Regions from separate parts of the Homo sapiens genome. Here region 1 is linked to region 2. Evidence: read pairs that join two places in POLR2A ChIA-PET (ENCODE). Cell type or tissue: K562. All regions are shown on one strand. Links, peaks and the distances in the headings refer to the core of each region. The heading gives the core; the rest is flanking DNA. Region 1 overlaps SAP30BP (SAP30 binding protein). Region 2 overlaps ACOX1 (acyl-CoA oxidase 1).

What was found. Peaks named below come from ENCODE experiments on the same cell type or tissue, not always from the same donor. Only the 100,000 strongest peaks of a DNase experiment are listed, where the experiment ranks them.
Region 1: POLR2A ChIA-PET joins it to region 2 with 5 read pairs; 2 of 35 experiments call an interaction of 5 or more read pairs at or near these places.

The regions. Positions count from the first base shown.
Region 1 is chr17:75,705,276-75,710,647 of GRCh38, forward strand. SAP30BP (SAP30 binding protein) reads left to right here. Exons shown (of 11, transcript NM_013260.8): 10 at 733-817; 11 at 1,065-2,784. The coding sequence ends at 1,246. Among named protein-coding and RNA genes, the nearest start is that of ITGB4, 13 kb to the right of the region's middle. RefSeq lists an enhancer at 1,116-2,315. In K562, for the core only: no CTCF peak of the experiment used is centred there; a DNase peak (open chromatin) is centred at 2,073.
Region 2 is chr17:75,968,108-75,973,479 of GRCh38, forward strand. The region is part of intron 2 of ACOX1 (acyl-CoA oxidase 1); the gene reads right to left. Among named protein-coding and RNA genes, the nearest start is that of ACOX1, 8.4 kb to the right of the region's middle. RefSeq lists a silencer at 1,959-2,078. In K562, for the core only: no CTCF peak of the experiment used is centred there; a DNase peak (open chromatin) is centred at 2,274.

The DNA of each region.
Region 1 (5,372 bases), core at 57-5,056, 260 kb before region 2:
GGTTCTTCAGGGAGCATCAGTTTGGCTGGGAGACCAAACTGTTATCTCTGGGCCTTGTTCCCTTTGTGACCAGTCTCAGAGCCGGGCATCAGGACACCAGCTCCTCCCACTTCTGGCTCGGCCTGACCATCCTCAAGCAGCTGCGGCCTCCAGACCGCTTCCCTCACCCCAAGCAGAGGGGCTGTGGGGCCTGGGCATGCTGGTGGCCCTCTGGAGGTGCTGGCTGCTGGGCCAGGAACGTGGGAGCTGGTGCAAGGGGATAGTTGGGGTTTCTCATTCTTAACCCTTGATTGAATCTCCCTTCTCTCTCTTTCCCTCTCCCTTCCAAACCCCAGGCTTGTTGCAGGGACGTGTCTGCAGCGCCTGGGGACCGGAGCTGTCCTTCCCCTGTGCGGGCGGGCACCGCCTCCTCCTGGGTGTGAGGAGGAGGGGCCTGGCCAAACGGTTCTGGGCATGTGAGGTGGGGCGGTGGGCGGGGGGTGCCGGGCATGTGCAGAGACCTGGTGATGCCGGGAGGGATACAGTACTGTTTGGAAAGTTCTTTTAAGAGTGAAAAGCCCCTTTGGGTTCTTCTTAGACATCTCGCCCTACCCCAGATGGGCAGAGCAGAGTTCATTTCCAATGCCTCTTTTGTGTAGTGCCAAGCTCCTGTCCCCCAGGAGCTGACGGATGGCAAAAAGCTGTGGACACCCAGCTTTGCCTGGTCTTATTCTCTTCCCTCTCCCTCTCCAGATTGAGTTTGTGACGGGCACCAAAAAAGGCACCACGACCAACGCCACGTCCACCACCACTACCACTGCCAGCACAGCTGTTGCAGGTAGATTGCAGAGCTGCCCTGCCTCCTGCCACACACATGGAGCCAGGGTCTCCCTGGCTTGTTTGGGCGACAGACAGCACGTGGATCTGGGCCTGGGCTCAGCCTTGCTACTTTGAGAAGCACCTTTGGAGTCTGGGGTGGGCCACTTCGGGGTCTGCTCCCTAGACTCCCGCTGGCCTGCAGGGGGAAGGGAAAGAGGGCACCGCTCATTGGTGGATCGTGATCCTGATTTCTGCTTTATCTCCAGATGCTCAGAAGAGAAAGAGCAAGTGGGATTCGGCTATCCCAGTGACAACGATAGCCCAGCCCACCATCCTCACCACCACAGCCACCCTGCCAGCTGTTGTCACGGTCACCACCAGCGCCAGCGGCTCCAAGACCACCGTCATCTCTGCTGTGGGCACCATTGTGAAGAAGGCCAAGCAGTGACCTGAGGGGCCACCCTAGGACTTGAAAGGACCGTGCAGCCCAGTGACCACTGCCCAGTGGGAGGCGCCACTTTGTATATTTCAGGACTGGGACCTACTCCCCAGATGCCACCTGAGAGGAGCTTCTGTTTGGCATTCCAGATGGAAGGACAGGCAGCACGGGAGCCAGGCGCTGTGGACAGGGTCTGTCCACGCACCACCTGGGGTCTGCCGCCTATTAAAAGTGCCGTATTCTTACCTCTTGGCATCTCAGATGCACTGGCCTCTCCTGCATTCTGTTTGCAGGCAAATGCTTCAGCTCACATGTCCCCCAAGACTCAATAGTCTTGGTTGGGACTATTGCCTCAGGGTTGACAACAGGGTGATGGAGGCCTGGGACGCTGTTCAGAGGGGTGACCCAAGAAGTCACCGTTGTTATCCGTGTATGCCTCTGGGCATGGACAGGCGGGAGTCCCCGAGCCCCACGTATGCCCCATCTGCCGCCTTGATCCCAAAACCCAGCCAGTTCTCGGGTGATGGTGGAGCTGTGCTCCCTTGAGTGCACTTGAGCACTCCCCAGACCAGATCACTTTTTGGACACACCCAGGAAGGCTTTTGAAGTCAAGCCAGTTTCCAGAAGGGCTGGGGTGAGATCCTGACCTGTGCAGAGAGTGGGGAGGCGTCAGCGCCTGGCCAGGGCTGCCCCAGTCCTTTGGTGCCCGGTGAGCGCAGCCAGCAGGAGCTGAGCAGCGGGGGAGATGAATCACCTCCTGCCTTGGCGAGGCGGCAGCTCATTGTTTACAGGCAAGCCCTGCTCCTGGGAGGGCTCCTGCCACCCCACCCTTCCTCTGTGTGTTATCTCTGCCCCACAGCAGCCCCTGGGCAGCACCAGTGGCCACTGGGCTCCCCCCGGGGTTGAAACGGGTTTCCCAGACCAGGGGTTCAGAGGAGACTATTTACCCTTCATGATCTTTGGCGATTCTCCACTGGAGCGGAAGGGCTGTGTGTCAAAAGAAGGAAGCCAGGCTGTGAAGGGCCGTGTTGCTTTCAGTGGGTGGGCAGAGGTTTAGAAAGGTGGTTCTGAAATGGCACCTGGTACTCTTGTGGGACCTGGGGAATATAAGGAACTCTGTGCATGAGGTTTCAAAAATAAAAATTGAGTCCACTCTCCCCGTACACACACACTCGGGCACTTCAGGAGGTCAGTTCTCACCCCTTCCTCGATGGGGCTTTAAAGCTCTGGGGAGAAGAGCTGCTCCCCACTCATGCCCCAGAGGGACTGTGAAAAGGCTTCCTGTGACCTCCGATGGCGGCCCCTCATTGGCCAAGGGCACTGTGGATGTTTTGTGGGAGGCAGCATGGCACCGTGGAAAGGGCAGTAGACGTGGAGCCGGCACCTCTGGTCTGGATTCCACTTAAAACCAGTTGAGTGGTCTCAAGCCCTTAACCTCTGTAAGCCTGTTTCTTCTCTGAAATCACAGTAATAAAGCGTCGTAAGATGGTTGGGAAGAACCAGAGGTGACTTATGCAAAAGCTTTATAAACTGTAAAGTTCCTGCCAGTGTTTTTTGTTGGCTAAATCCAATTTTTTTTTGTTGTAGACCAAGGAGAGAAGCAAACTCCTGGCCTGTCCCCCGTCTCGTGCTCTGTCGGCGGGGTAGGGTTTGGCAGGTCTTTCCCCTCCCCGCTTTCCTCTGGGCAGCCCTGGCGCTGCCATTCATCTGTCCAGTTAAAGCAGTAATGACTGTCTCCTGCGGGGCCGCAGAGGTAGGGGGCCTGGAGAATGAACATAGGCTTAGAAGTTGGGCAACCCCAGGCCAAAACTGCTGCCCCACTTACCAGCCTCGTGAGTTGGGTCAAGGTTTTTAATCCTTCTAGACTTTCATTTACTCTTCTATAAAATGGTGCTTGCCCACCTTAGTCACATCAAGGATGGCCCAGAGGTGTGTGAACAGTTCCTGTTGTGGGTGGATGGCCCAGGCACTAGGGGCCAAAGTTGTTTCTAACCAGTGTGTGTCTGCTCGCCAGAGAACAGTGTCCAAACTGAACTCTGTCCACGGCTCCTACTGTCCCCCACCCACACACCTGCTACCTCTCCCGAGGGCTCTGATCTTGGGTGGGCATCAGGATTCATTTAGCTTCCCACCTTGCACATGTAGTACCCCAAGATGTGTCTCAGGTTTGTATAATCCCCTCCTGACTCTGCTGGACAGGTAGGTGCTCCTTTCTCAACACTCACAGCACCCCCTTGCTTTTAGGATCACACTGAACTGCCGTGTAATCTCTGCCCACAAGCGGGATGAGACAGCTCATGTCTCCTAGTTCTTGTAAGCAGAAACAAAGCAGGCATAAATAACACTCTGCTCCAGTGCCTGGCATGAGATAAGTACACAGGTGGTTGGGGGAATGGAGGGATGAAAGGAGAGGTGAGTTTGCTCATCTTCCAAAGGGGTGGTCTCTGCTCCTAGGGTCACTGAAATGAAAGTTTCCAGCCCCCAAGCCCTGTGCTCACAGCATCACTCAAGCCTCCTAGGGCTCGATTTCCAAAGGGCTGCTGTCGATTGGTGATGCATTGACAATTATTGAGGTTCAGTGATAGGTACAGGAGTGTTCAATATTCTCTTTAATTTTGTATCTATTTGGAAATCTCTATAATAAGGGATTTTTTAAGGGCTATTGAGCCTGGTGCAGTGGCTCACGCCTGTAATCCCAGCACTTTGGGAGGCCAAGACGGGCAGATCACAAGGTCAGGAGATTGAGACCATCCTGGCTAACACGGCGAAACCCCGTCTCTACTAAAAATACAAAAAAAATTAGCTGGGTGTGGTGGTGGGTGCCTGTATTCCCAGCTACTCAGGAGGCTGAGGCAGGAGAATGGCGTGAACCCAGGAGGCGGAGCTTGCAGTGAACCGAGATCGCGCCACTGCACTCCAGCCTGGGCGATAGAGTAAGACTCCATCTCAAAAAAAAAAAAAAAAGCCGGGCGTGGTGGCAGGTGCCTGTAATCCTAGCTACTTGGGAGGCTGAGGCAGGAGAATCGCTTGAACCCAGGAGGCGAAGGTTGCAGTGAGCCTAGATTGCGCCATTGCACTCCAGCCTGAGCGACAAGAGCAAAACTCCCTCTCAGGGGCGGAGGGGGTTGGAAGGCTATTAAGCCACACAAAAAAGAACAAGGGGCCGGGCGCAGTGATTCACGTCTGTAATCCCAGCACTTTGGGAGGCCAAGGGACTGGATCCCATGAGGCCAGGAGTTCGAGACCAGCCTGACCAACATAGTGAACCCTCATCTCTACTAAAAAAAAAAAAAAAATAGCTGGTCGTGGTGGCGCATGCCTGTAGTCCCAGCTAGTTGGGAGACTGAGGCAGGAGAATAGCTTGAACCCGGGAGGCAGAGGTTGCAGTGAGCTGAGATTGTGCCAATGCTCTTCAGCCTGGGCAACAAGAGCAAAAACTCCGTCTCAAAAAAAAAAAAAAAGGGAGCCGGGCGCGGTGGCTCATGCCTTTTAATACCAGGACTTTGGGAGGCCAAGGCGGGCAGATCACAAGGACAGGAATTCAAGACCAGCCTGGCCAACATGGTGAAACCCCATGTCTACTAAAAATACAAAAACTAGCCTGGTGTGATGGCAGGTGCTTATAATCCCAGCTACTCAGGAGGCTGAGGCAGGAGAATTGCTTGAAGCCGGGCAGCAGAGATTGCAGTGAGCCGAGATTGCGCCACTGCACTCCAGCCTGGGCAATACAGTGAGACTCTGTCTCAAAAAAAAAAAAACTGAAAAAAAGATCTTCATGGATAGATTATTTGGAGTGATCTTTAGGAGAGATTAAATGAAAAAAGGTATCAAACAGTACATGTAATAAATTATCTTGTATAAGAAGGGAGAAAATACTATACAAATAAAAAATAATTGGCTGGGCGTGGTGGCTCATGTCTGTAATCCCAACACTTTGGGAGGAGGCAGGCAGATCACTTGAGGCCAGGAGTTCGAGACCAGCCTGGCCAACGTGGTGAAACCCCATCTCTACTAAAAATACAAAAATCAGCCGATAATGGTGGTGGGCACCTGTAGTCCCAGCTAGTTGGGAGGTTGAGGCAAGAGAATCACTTGAACCCGGGAGGCAGAGGTTGCAGTGAGCCAAGATCGTGCC
Region 2 (5,372 bases), core at 325-5,324:
TAGTAATGGGAAATTAAAACATTAAGTGTTAGAAATATATTAAAGTAGGCCAAGTGCAGTGGCTCACGCCTGTAATCCCAGCACTTTGGGAGGCCGAGGCGGGCGGATCACGAGGTCAGGAGATCGAGACCATCCTGGCTAAAACGGTGAAACCCCGTCTCTACTAAAAATACAAAAAATTAGCCGGGCGTAGTGGCGGGCGCCTGTAGTCCCAGCTACTTGGGAGGCTGAGGCAGGAGAATGGCGTGAACCCGGGAGGTGGAGCTTGCAGTGAGCCGAGATCCCGCCACTGCACTCCAGCCTGGGCGACAGAGCGAGACTCCGTCTCAAAAAAAAAAAAAAAAAAAAGTTAGCCGGGCATGGTGGAGGGTGCCAGTAGTACCAGCTACTCAGGGGGCTGAGGCAGGAGAATAGCGTGAACCCAGGAGGCGGAGCTTGCAGCGAGCGGAGATCATGCCACTGCACTCCAGCCTGGGCGACAAAGCGAGACTCCGCCTGAAAAAAAAAAAAAAAAAAAGAAATATATTAAAGTAGGCCATGTGCAGTGGCTCATGCCTGTAATCCCAGCACTTTGGGAGGCTGAAGCGGGCGGATCACCTGAGGTCAGGAGTTCAAGACCAGCCTGACCAACATGGAGAAACCCCGTCTCTACTAAAAATACAAAAGTAGCCGGGCGTGGTGGCGCATGCCTGTAATCCCAGCTACTCAGGAGGCCGAGGGAGGAGAATCGCTTGAATGCGGGAGGCGGAAGTTGCGGTGAGCCGAGATCACGCCACTGCACTCCAGCCTGAGCAACAAGAGCAAAACTCCGTCTCAAAAAAAAAAAAAAAGAAATATGTTAAAGTAGCAAAATAAATTAAAGTGACCACGTTGATGGAGCTGTGGAAATACAGGTACAGAGCTTGCTCAATATATTGTCAACTGGTTCTGTGTTTCAGGAAAAGCCTCAAACTATGCAGCAAAAGCTCTAAAATGCTCATGTCCCTCAATATAGTAATTCATTTCTGAGAGGTATTCCAGAAGTATGACCCCAAAGAATACAGCGTCTTATTTATTTATTTATTTATTTATTTTTTGAGACGGAGTCTCACTGTTGTTACCCAGGCTAGAGCGCAATGGCGCAATCTCAGCTCACCACAACTTCCACCTCCCAGGTTCAAAAGCTTCTCCTGCCTCAGCCTCCCTAGTAGCTGGGATTACAGGCACGCACCATCACACCCAGGTAATTTTGTATTTTTAGTACGGACGGGGTTTCTCCATGTTGGTCAGGCTGGTCTCGAACTCCCGACCTCAGGTGATCCACCCACGCTGGCCTCCCAAAGTGCTGGGATTACAGGCGTGAGCCACCGTGCCTGGCCAGAACACAGCTTTCATAAAGTTTATATTATTATCACTAATATTGGTGAAATTTAGCCCAAATCCCCAGGGAAGCAAGTCTCATGAGAAGTCCAACAGGGAAGAGAATCACTTGGGCAGAGGGAAGAGGAGACTGTTAAGCCTAGGGAGAGAGGGCAACGGAGTGCGGTAAAGACTGATGACTTAAAAATCAAGTTTACTACCTCTTTCCAGTTTCAAAGAAAGGTGCATTATTTCATATTTAAGTGTTAATGATGGCAATTTGCCAGGATACTGCATCAGCTTCAAGGATAACTATGTATCATACAATCTCTATATTCCTAAATAGATGGTAATACGAAACAAGGCAATGTGACCCCAGTCCATGGGTGAGGAATAAAGAAAGAAAGGAACGAAAGGAATGGAGGAAGGGAAGAAGACAGAAAGAGAGCGAGAAAGAGGCCGGGTGCAGTGGCTTACACTTCTAATCCCAGCACTTTGGGAGGCCGAGGTGGGCAGATCGCCTGAGGTCAGGAGTTCAAGACCAGCCTGGCCAACATGGTGAAACCCTGTCTCTACTAAAAATATAAATATTAGCCAGGTATGGTGGTGCACACCTGTGATCCCAGCTACTCAGGAGGCTGAGGCAGGAGAATCACTTCAACCAGGGGGAGGTGGAGGTTGCAGTGAGCCGAGATTGTACCATTGCACCACTCCAGCTTGGGCAACATGAGACTCCTTCAAAAAAAAAAAAAAAAAGAGGAAGGAAGGAAGGAAGTGAGCAAGCAAGCAAACAAGGAAAACAAAGCAAGAAGAATCTCCAGAAATGGCCACATCTTGAAATGATTACATATCTGTGAAGAGCAAACAAACGACCTGTTTTGTGGCCTAAAGAAACATATGGTCAGGATGATAACATGGACCCAGTTCCCCAGGCTGTTCCTTTGATCCCAGAACTCCAGGGAGGTGAGCCTATCACCCAGGTTCAGGCCTCTGCCTTTGATTATGGCTCCCAGACCCACAGGGCAGGTGTATATCCGAGTTTCTTCGTGTCCTTAGAGGAAAGAAGACACACTCTAGAAAGAAGGATAATGCTGGTGACTGAGACTTTCTGTAGGTGACTGAATTTTAGGATTTGGAAGGAACATGGAGTGAACCTGAATACTTCTGAGCCCCTTCACTTCTCAGCAGCTACCCAGAAGTGAAAGAATCCCAAACCCAAAGTTACAGCTACTTCTGTGAGACCGCGTTAGATAATCACTGTTCACTGTTGATCCATTTTCCAAAGTCTCAGAATTTAAATAGTTAGATCTCATTCTATATAAGCTGCTCTATTGCCGATCTCCTGGACGTTGACTTTTTGTGTATTCCATATAAGATAAAACCGTCACGTGATGCAAATTAACCAACCTGACTTATTTCCAAGGAAAAGATCAGTCATCAACCAAGAACAGCAATATGAATTAGCAAAATTCCAGCAAGAAAAAAGACTAATCTTAGGACACTGTTCTCTAAACCACAGAGATTAAGACAACGTTGGTTTAAATACAAGAAAATACCCAAAACTAGCTGGGCATGATGGCTCACGCCTATAATCCCAGCACTTTGGGAGGCCGAGGCGGGCAGATCACCTAAGGTCGGGAGTTCGAGACCAGCCTGACCAACATGGAGAAACCCCGTCTCTACTGAAAATACAAAATTAGCCGGGCATGGTGGCACACGCCTCTAATCCCAGCTACTAGGGAGGGAGAGGCAGGAGAATCACTTGAACCTGGGAGGCGGAGGTTGCGGGGAGCCGAGATCGCGCCATTGCACTCCAGCCTGGGCAACAAGAGCAAAACTCTGTCTCAAAAAAAAAAAAAAAAATACCCAAAACTAAAAGCAATAAGGGAACGAAAACTCTAACAAATGCAAACTTGCCCACAGCCATATAGGATCTCTGTCCAACTTCTGTTTGCCTCAAACCAGTATAGTTCAAGTCTTCCTTTCTTCCTCTCTCCTTTCAAAAATTAGGGCAGGCCGGGCGTGGTGACTCACACCTGTAATCCCAGCACTTTGGGAGGCTGAGACAGGTGGATCACCTGAGGTAAGGAGTTTGAGACCAGCCTGGCCAAAATGGCCAAACCCCATCTCTACTAAAAATAACAAAATTAGCCGGGCATGGTGGCAGGTGCCTGTAATCCCAGCTACTCAGGAGGCTGAGGCAGGAGAATCCCTTGAACCCAGGAGGTGGAGGTTGCAGTGAGCTGAGATCACTCCACTGCACTTCAGCCTGGGGCACAGGATGAGACTCTGACTCAAAAAAAAAAAAAAAAATTAGGGCAAATATATATTTGTGATATTACTTTATAAATGAGGCAGAAGCATTAGACCAACAAGAGGTAAGAGGTATACTTAACAAATCCATTAGCCTCAGACTATTTCACATCTTATGCCTCCTATGAACAGCATGACTGTTAAGTCGAATAAATTCTATAATGATGAATACTGAAACAGAGTTCTGTACCACAAAGCTACTTCAAAATTACAACACACACACACACCACGCATGCATGTACACAAACACACAGATACTCCAAGCGAGGAGGACTACATAAAGAATCTTATCTCTCAGGCCGGGTGCAGTGGCTCATGCCTTGTAATCCCAGGACTTTGGGAGGGCAGATCACGAGGTCAGGAGATCAAGACCATCCTGGCTTACACGGTGAAACCCCGTCTCTACTAAAATACAAAAAATTAGCCGGGCGTGGTGGCGGGCACCTGTAGTCCCAGCTACTGAGGAGCTGAGGCAGGAGAATGGCGTGAACCCAGGAGGCGGAGCTTGCACCGAGCCGAGATGGCACAACTGCACTCCAGCCTGGGCGACAGAGTGAGACTCTGTCTCCAAAAAAAAAAAAAAAAAGGAAGGATCTGTCAGCCAGGCGCGGTGGCTCACGCCTGTAGCCTGTAATCCCAGCACTTTGGGAAGCCAAGGTGGACAGATCACCTGAGGTCAGGAGTTAAAGACCAGCCTGGCCAACATGGAGAAACCACGTCTCTACTAAAAATACAAAATCAGCCGGGCGTGGTGGTGAGCACCTGTAATTCCAGCTACTCGGGAGGCTCGGGCAGGAGAGTCACTTGAACCCAGAGGCGGAGGTTGCAGTGAGCTGAGATCATGCCATTGCACTCCAGCCTGGGCAAAAAAAGCAAAACTCTGTCTCAAAAAAAAAAAAAAAAAAAAGAATCTTATCTTCCTTTACAAACCTTTCTTTCAGGCTTATAATTTCAGTACTGACCATCTTGAAGTTGAAGTCTTGAGTGTTTAGTAAAGTGTCTGGAACATCAAACCATGACCAGAAAGCTGCAGTACCCATGGAGATGACAATAAATAACATTTTCCTTAAACCAATTCACACACTGAAATCAGCAATCAAACACAAAATGATGTTTCCCTGATATCTGCATCCCTTTTTCTTTCCCTTTCTTTACTCCTGCCATTTTGATAATTAGACATGAGGCTGGGCAGTTCAAATTCCAAACACTCAAACCTGCCAATGGCCTTGTCTATGAAAACAAACCTATTTCACATTAAGATCAAAAGCAAAACTTTTTGAAGGAAGCCAGATATTTAGGAACAATTTAACAAAGAATTACTGGCAACACAAGAGTTCCCAGACATGTAGGGGAAAAAATGTCTAAAAAGACTGAAGTCAGATGAAGAGAATCATGGACTTTTTTCCAAACTGCCTTATAACCCTGCTAGTGGGCAATGAGATGAGACAGGTAGCTGCCACTGCCTGCTGCCCCCATTAAAATCCACAGCTTTAACTGCATTAGAGCAGAGAGGCGCTTTCCAGATATTGCTGAGGCACTAACCCTCTGAAGAATTTCCAACAAAGTCTTTACTCATTAGACCCAGAGTAACATAATGGGGTTCCCCGCTGCACTGTAAACCCCATCTTTTCAAGCTGTTCAATAATAAAAGGCTTTAGGAAATAACAGTGAATGACGTTTATAGGCCAGAGCCCTGGACCAGTTTCCAGGGAAAATGTCTA